Regions from separate parts of the Homo sapiens genome. Here region 2 is linked to region 1. A link is an interaction called in ENCODE POLR2A ChIA-PET data of the cell type or tissue named here. Cell type or tissue: MCF 10A. All regions are shown on one strand. Links, peaks and the distances in the headings refer to the core of each region. The heading gives the core; the rest is flanking DNA. Region 1 overlaps RGS7 (regulator of G protein signaling 7). Region 2 overlaps RGS7 (regulator of G protein signaling 7).

What was found. Peaks named below come from ENCODE experiments on the same cell type or tissue, not always from the same donor. Only the 100,000 strongest peaks of a DNase experiment are listed, where the experiment ranks them.
Region 2: POLR2A ChIA-PET joins it to region 1 with 7 read pairs; 1 of 35 experiments calls an interaction of 5 or more read pairs at or near these places.

Annotation. Positions count from the first base shown.
Region 1 is chr1:241,321,858-241,326,113 of GRCh38, forward strand. All of the region lies in intron 2 of RGS7 (regulator of G protein signaling 7), which reads right to left. Among named protein-coding and RNA genes, the nearest start is that of RGS7, 33 kb to the right of the region's middle. RefSeq lists a silencer at 1,749-1,949. In MCF 10A, for the core only: no CTCF peak of the experiment used is centred there; a DNase peak (open chromatin) is centred at 1,854.
Region 2 is chr1:240,885,574-240,890,108 of GRCh38, forward strand. All of the region lies in intron 6 of RGS7 (regulator of G protein signaling 7), which reads right to left. Among named protein-coding and RNA genes, the nearest start is that of MIR3123, 240 kb to the right of the region's middle. RefSeq lists an enhancer at 2,537-3,064. In MCF 10A, for the core only: a CTCF peak has its summit at 2,661 (motif pointing right); a DNase peak (open chromatin) is centred at 2,658.

The sequences.
Region 1 (4,256 bases), core at 257-4,256:
GTCCAAACCGCCGTTCTAGAATTCAAGCTCCTCACAAACTGGCTCCAATCTGCCTTCATTGTTGATTAACCACATGTCCCTTGCAAAATCTACGCTCCATCCCCAAGAGACTCTGTGTTGTTCTCTGAGCATTCAGAGAACTCTTCCACCTCCATGTCTGCCCTCTCACGGTTTTTCCCACTTGACTAACCTTCCTCCCATTTCACCTATTCAAACCTAACTCATCAGAAGCCCTCCTCTCTGAAGCCTGTCTAGATTATCCCACCTGAGAGCAATGTCTCTGTCCTCTACGTTCTCACTCTGCTGGCATACATGTCTCTTGCCACCTCTACCACATCTTGCTCACCTTTGTAAGTAAACCTCACCTTGCTCACCTTTATAAGTAACTGTTGTTAGCACATACTAGGTGTACAACACCACACCTATAAGTGAGTGGCTGAATCTTTTTACAAAATGATTCAGAAGGCATCTCAGGATTATTTCATTTCTCCACATAATCACACATATCGACTACCATTATTTGATAGATTCAGAGGTTGCAAGATATTGGTTGACTATATATTCACTCTTTAACTGATACTAAAAGTTGTTTTAGCCAGTTAATCTCTAATAGCAGCTTATCTGCCACTTATTTGATTCTCATATAAAGAAAGAGTATTAAAAATCTGATGTTTGAATATCCTACTTACATAAATTCAAGAAAAGCAGGGGTTTAGCATATCTGCCACCCTGAATTCAATTATCTACTGCATGTGTTGTCTCTCATGTGTAACCTGGGCCTTGATGCTAAGCCACCCCTCAGAGATTCTTTAAGTTCCAATGTCAGAAAATTTGAGGGTCCTATGGCATAGAATGATAAGTACCAACATGGTTACTACTGAAGATGTTAGTTTGGAAATACTTTTAGATCATGGAGTGCTTAAGTGCTATACAGTCATATCACCAATAGCCTTACCTTTTCCACAAGATTTTTTTTAACAAAATGTAAAATACAGGTACTGTAATTCATGAATTCTCACATAAAGGACAAATAAAAATAGGATCATGAATATTGCTCAGACTTTGAATTTTTATACTGTAATCTAAGAATACTCTGAAGGACACAAATCAAATTGGTAGGGCCAGGAAATAAAATAATTTCTAAATTCTACTAACAGTAAAAAACACAAATATAAATCTTATTAAGGCAGAAAATAAAAAACAAGAGATTTTCACCATTTAGTTTCATCGTTTAAATATCATATTTATTATCATACACTGCAAACTCCCCAAACTGCTTTGATATTTTCCCTTAAAAATAAGAGAGAAAACATGAAGGCATCTGATTTTGTGATAATAGAAAATTTCTTGATAATATGTTTTTGTGGCTATAAGTGCCAATGAATATATCAAGTTCTAAATAATATGCAATGTTTTAAATACCAATGAATGTTGTGACAATTTTTTTCATTTAAATTGTGATGTATGTTTGCAAGATACAGTCTACTTCCTTTAAGCTAGAGAGGCGCCTGTCAGCGCCTGTGGAGGCCTAAGAGGAGGAGGCTTACAACTGCAGTCTTCTCCTTCCTCCCTGACCCCGTTGTAGGAATAAGAAGTAAATCTTCAGTCAGAATCAGCCCATGCACACACAAGCCAGTGGCAAACCTCTGCCCAAGTATTAAAGGATAAACTGGGCAATCAGATTTGAATCTCAAAACTCTGGACTAGGAAATCAGAAGAATGAACTACTGTAAGTCAATGATATGAACGAGTCCAAGAGACAAAGTAGAGGGGGAAAGCTAATCAGTAGAAAACAGGCAGATGAAGATGCCTGGAGAGAAGCAGAGCTGCCAACGGAGAACAGACGCGAGAGCTGTCCGAGGTCCTGATACCCTGAGGTTCTGATTCCAGTCAACCTGCAGACTCACATCTATCCTGAAATGCAACCCAACTCCAATTCCACAGAGTCACAATGTACCTAAATTATTTGGACAGACACAGAAGTCATAATAATATAATTTAACCTACTGATAGGCCCTGTGACAAAAAGGCCTAGGCAAATGGTAATTTTTAAAAGCCCAGTCTGCCTGAGACTGAAGCCCAGCTCTGTCATTTATTACCTCTGTGGCCCTAAGCAAGTTATTTAGTCTCTCTTAGTCTCCAATTTATCATGTTTAAAATGGATATAATAGCAATGCCTCAAAGGGTTGTTATGAGAAATGCGTGAGATGATGAATGTGTAGTGGTTAGCACAGACGGCTCCAATGTTAGACGATGATCAGGAGCATGATGGTGACAACAATGATGATAATTTCCTTTTCCACACGGGCATAGTAGCTCAATAGAGAAATAAATTAGCTTTAAATTTAAACTAACTCTATTTACTTATTACCAGCTTGTTCACTTAAGAAATAGGTAGACTATTATAGTTAAGATTTTAAACCTTAGATGTTTTGCCTTGGAGACAGTTTGGGATGAAAGAAAAATATATAAAAGCAAAAAAAACAAAAAAAAAAGCAACTTTTTACTTAAAACCTAGATTCTTTATTTTTCTTCCTACCACCACAATTGATTCTAAATCTCATGTATAATCCATTTTCTCTGCAAAAAGTATAACTCATGCACTCATTCCCTTCATGGAGACTTTATGAGGGCCTCATCATTGAACTTTCTGTCTTCTAATACGTGTACCCTTTTTGCATTGCATCAGAAGAAAAACTTCTAATTCACAGTCACCTCTAATTAAATACTCTTCTGGAACACACCACTGTCTGCTGAATAAAGACCAGATTTCCTTAGAATGACCATGGCAACTTTTTACAGTCTGATCTCAGTTCCTCAATTCATCCCCTACTCATCCCTACCAGCTTTTCATGGTCCTTCCTCATATCTATTCATTTTCTCTGGCTTTTTTCCTTGCCCAGGATCTTTTTCTGACTTACAGGTCTGGATAAAGACACAAGTTTTTGGCCTAAGTCTTAAGGTTCAGTTCAAAAGCTCTTTCTTAATAAAATGCCTCTTATCTTTATACTCTGACCTAATGATTTTCTTTTCCTTGGTCATAGAGTATTCTGTATTTCTATTAAAAGACATCACATTCTACTATAAAGCTATGGACACATCTTTCCAAAAAAGCAGTAGCTATATTTTAAATAAACAGTGATAAAAAATAATTGTGAAGTTCATAAACAAGGTAACCCTGATATGGGAAAATTGTTGGTAAACACATTTGAAACTATTCCATAGGATGTATTTTAATTCCTCCATGTTCCCATCCACGACCTGACTCTAAGGAGATAAAATAGAATCCTGTTGCTACGGGGGAAACCCAATTATTTAAACAACAAAGATTTTCTCTAGTTCAAGGTGAAAAACTTTCCTAATAAGTTGGTGCTCTTGAGCACAAAAAGATGAAATTAGATATAAGGGGGAGGCACTGAAACCCTTTTCAATGAATTCTTATTGAGCGATCACAGTGATCCAAACTAGCAGAGGATCCTTGTGCCTATTAGTTACACAGAACTCATAGGCCAGGTACTATTTTGCTATTGAATCTGCAGTTTGGCTCTCCACAGTTACTCACGCTAAGCTATAAACATAAAAATGAAAAATGACCATAGGACGGTAAAAAGGGTACTCATATTGATGATATGAGAGGCATCTTTCATGTATGCCTAACACACTGCCAGTCACAGGTGCACACACTTAAACCTGCTTTCAAATAAATCTCTACTGACTTTCACTAGGAAAGGAGAAACGTGTCTGTTGGCAAGAGGTTCTCACTCCATTTGGGTTATTGGCAACTTTTATACAGAGACCATTTGGCAGACTCCATGACATCATGCAGGGATTTTAGATCTGATACTTGTTGTGCATGCATCTCTCATGTTTTAGGACAACATTCTGATCACAAACTATTCTCCTTTTTTTCAGTTATCATCAAATATTGAGACACATACAGAGGGGAAGGGAGGAGGAAGAGGAGGAGGAAATAGAATAAAATATCTGTAAGTCTCTTACAGGAAAATGTAATTTTTCTCACTTCTCCAGGCAAACAGGATGACTTGGAACAACCGTTACATTTTTTCTTTTTTTTCACTATGCTCCTCTGCTCTCTACTCAAGAGGCTACCCTGTTAAATAAACTAAAATACAGAGTGATCGGATCTACTGATAAAACAAAGTAAGCTCTTTGTTGCTTCACCCAGCAAAGGTCACTTTCCCAGTGGCTTTCAGCTTCCCCAGGAAAGTCATAATACTTTCCAAAGCACTCACATT
Region 2 (4,535 bases), core at 256-4,255, 440 kb before region 1:
GAATGAGATCATGTCTTTTGAGGGAACATGGATGGAGCTGGAGGCCATTATCCTTAGTAAACTCATGCAGGAACAGAAAACCAAATGCCACATGTTCTCACTTATAAGTGGGAGCTAAATGATGAGAACTCATGGACACGAAGAGGGGAGCAACAGACACTGGGATCTACTTGAGAGTGGAGGGTGGGAGGAGGAAGAGGAGCAGAAAAACATTAAGTATTGGGTACCAGGCTTAATACCTGGGTAATGAAATAATCTGTACACCAAACCCCTGTGACACGAGTTTATCTGTATAACAAACCTGCGCACATACTCCCAAACCTAAGATAAAAGTTTTAAAACAGGACGTTTTCTGTAACAATAACACATACAAAACTCTCATATTCTATACCTCCTAACTTCATTCTTTCATAGGTAACATTATTTGCTCTTTTGCTTATCGTATTATTTTTAAACCAATGCAATATCTATTTTAAAAAATGTAATAAAGTAAGAAATACCATACTTTAACTGTTATGATAATTATAATTCTGAGCCACTGTTCCAAGCAAAATGGTTAAAATATTTCCATGTAAATGTTCATGTAATACTTTCATGTAAATCTCCCATAATACTAGGTCAAGGGTTCTTAATTTCTCTGTCTCTTATTTAAACATATCAACCAAAGTGACAGGTTCTGAGAGTTTGCACCTTTTTAAAGTACCACAATAATCCATCCAGTGGAACATGACACCCAATGGATAAGCCCAGAGGAGCCGTGTGACTTTCAAAGGAAAGTTCTGTCATTCAAATCTGTGCTCATTGAATCTGGACTAAAAGAATCATGGTTGAATTATTCGTTGAATATTTTGGTAAATGAGACACTAAAATAACTGTATCCAACCCTGTGGCATCTTGCTTAATAAAATAACTGTCTATAAAAATGTAAACCCCAAATGATCTTCAAACACATATTTCATTGAATATCTGAACCTGTTTCCACTTGATTCCTTCCCATTCCCACTCCTCACCGCTCTCTCCCTTTCTCTTTCTTTTTCTTCTTTCTCAAATAAAAAGAGAGAGACATAAGCAGAGTGTTAAAAATAAAGGATGATCTAACCAATACGAGACTGAGAGTCCCAAACTGCTGCTAAATTACTCAGGACATTAGAGTCAGACTATGCCTAGAATAGAAAAAGGGCAATTTTCAATCTTTTTCTCCCCAAAAGGCCCAGCAACATGGGGAAGAAAATAGTGATCATTTGCTTAATTGTCTGATCCTCTGATCACTAATATGGAAAGACACATTCACAGATATTCTAGAACATGCCATGTGGTATAATAGAAGGAACAATGGCCCATGAGTTTGAAGACCTTGGGTTCTGGCCTTCCTGTTAACTATGATATTGGATGAGTCTCTAGACCATCCTGATTTGCTCACCTGTGTAATGAGAATAAAGATACTTGGTGTGTCTATTCCATAGGACTGAGGTAAGAATTCTTGGAGATGATGTGTTGGAGAGTTCTGTGTTAACTACAGACGGAAAGTAATGTATGGAATTACTAGATATATTGTACTTTCAGGTCACTGCATAAGTTTCTACTCAAAAGAAAATTATAGCAAGTTCTTTTATAAATGAAATATCCTTTTGAAGATCATTTTGAGTATATAGGTTTTTTTTTTTTTTTTTTTTGAGATGGAGTCTTGCTCTTTTGCCCAGGCCGGAGTGCAGTGGCGCGATCTTGGCTCACTGCAAGCTCTGCCTCCTGGGTTCACGCCATTCTCCTGCCTCAGCCTCCCGAGTAGCTGGGACTGCAGGCCCCTGCCACCACGCCCGGCTCATTTTTTGTATTTTTAGTAGAGATGGGGTTTCACCGTGTTAGCCAGGATGGTCTCAATCTCCTGACTTCGTGATCTGCCCGCCTCGGCCTCCCAAAGTCCTGGGATTACAGGCGTGAGAGTATATAGTTTTATATAGAGTTCTTTTTTAAGTGAGATACCACAGGGTTGGACCTAGAGTTATCTTAGTGTCTCATTTGACAAGTGTCTCTTCCTTGTAGAACTGCAATGAATTTGCACTGCCAAGATTTGTAAACAATATCGATTAATTACATGTGTCTGTTGCATCTTGAATATACTGCCAATGATTTTTAAATATTTTTTTAAATTATCTCAAAATATATTTCAATTTAAAACATGTAACTAGTTTTATTAAGTGTTTAATGGATACCTCAGTGTCATTAAACTATATTTTTAATTTTCTATTTAATTATTAATTCTTTCTGTTCCCTCATTCCTTTTATTTGTGTTATCACTTATCTTGCTACCCAAACGTTGCATACAATTAATCAGCTGATCACTATTTTCTATCAGTAGCTTCCCCATGTTGCTGGGCCACTTGGGGATACAAAAGATTGAAAACTACTCTTTTTCTATTCACATATTTATTCAACAAACATGCACTGGGTGCCTACTATATTGGTGATGGGATTGGGAGTATAGACAAAGCTTCTATCCTCAATGAGGTTACATTATAGAGAAATACTAAGCAAAAAATGTCTTGGACAGGGCAGAAAAGACAGCACTGCAGTTGCACCCGCACAGGTGATGTCCCTCAAGAACGCAGTTCCTGGAGCTGGGACCACGTTAATTCTTCTGTCTACCTGCAGAGGGCGCCATTGCACCAGGTACGCTTTCAGTCTCACCTGGTAAAACTAGAAGATGGCAGCTTTACAAAGAATTTCAAGAATCCTAAAACAGTAAAGGGGTCTTATGTGGGCTAATTGCATGAGGTGCTGAACTTAAGTATCTTCAGTTGCTGGAGAAAAGCAGAAATTCTGCGTTTAAGGGGAGAAAATGGAGGAAAAGTGAGACAGGTGTGTGTGGATACTGGATGTATTCATTTGTTTCACCTTGTGCCCGGCTTTTCCTAAGGCCTGGAGACCCGGCGATGAACGCAGTTGGCTATCATTGCTCTCAGAGGGCTTACTTTGTACTGGTCTGTGGTGTGACAATGTAGAATAATGTGAATAAAGTAATAACAATGTCCAAAATTTATTGAATGCTTTCCATGAGCCAAGAACTATTCAAGAATTTCACATACATTATCTTGTTTAAACTGCACAGCCGCGCGTTGAGAAGAGGTGCTATCAACTTTCCCATTTTGCTGATGAGGCAATTTAGGCTGGATGAGAGGACGAGACTGAGTACTACTTTCTTGGTGGAGGCGACAGTCAAAGCCAGGCATTAGACCGGAATCGACTCAGTTAACCACTAGGCTGTGTGTGACAGCTGGAGGTTAGGGAACGCGGAGGCAGAGAGAGGGAAGCAGCGGGTGCAAAGGGCAGAGCTACTTCGGATTTTATGACGGTCAAAGGCCTCAATGAAGAAAGAGGTAACATTTGTTTTTGTTTTGTTTTTGAGACGGAGTCCCACTCTATTGCCCAGGCTGTAGTGCAGTGGTGCGATCGCGGCTCACTGCAACCTCCACCTCCCGGGTTCAAGCGATTCTCCTTGCCTCAGCGTCCCAAGCAGCTGGGACTACAGGCGCCCGCCACCACGCCCGGGTAATTTTTGTATTTTTGGTAGAGATGGGGTTTCACCACGTCGGCCAGGCTGGTCTTGAACTCCTGACCTCAGGTGATCTGCCCGCCTTGGCCTCCCAAAGTGCTGGGATTACAGACGTGAGCCACTGCACCTGGCGAGAGGTAACTTTTGAATTGAAATCTAAATTGTAAGAGGGAATCAACTCCAGGAATATCTAGAGGCAGAGAGCACCATCGGTACAGCAAGGGGGACTGCCCTGAGCAGAAAATAAGCAGGGAACGTTTCAGAAAAAGTCCAGGAATGGGACACCAGCAGCAGGGTGGCTAGAGCTGGAGGGAAGGGAGAGGTTATGTCAGGGCTGAGCCGGGAGCCTACGGAGCCCTGGCTAGGGGCTCAGGTTCGCTATCGCAATGGAAACTCCTGGGAGCTGTGAGAGCAGTGATATGATGGGATTTACACGTAATTATTTCTCCGCTTCTAGGAGGCGACTGGATGGTAAAAGCAAGAGCAGGTAGCAGACTTTTAAATAACAATAATAATCGTGGTAATGATACAATAGGAAAACAACACAGCATTGGTGTTATCTTGATCGGTGAAATACATTAGTTTTTTGTTGTTGTTCCAAATCAGCCCACTTGGTTCTGTTACTTATCTAACTAGAGATCAGTCTGATATGACGCATGGTGATTTTGAAATACCAGCACAGAACATCCCTGAGATGACGGTGATCTGAAAAGAGCCCTGGCCCTGTTCTTGTAGTGTCCCCTCCTCCATCGCATGCGCACACTAGAGGCTGATGGTGGTTCGCGGATGCTACCAAGAAGGTACAAAAAGCTGATTTTACAGGGATTTGTCTGACCCGTGTACAATTATCTCTCAGAGTTTCCACCTTTTGTTTCTTCACTCCTCCTATTTGCCAAAACAGTCACTGGTTTGCAGAGACTTCCCTCCCCACACTCTGCCCTCCCGTACTCAGTCCTGCAAAACGGAGCTTGTGTCAAATGAAACA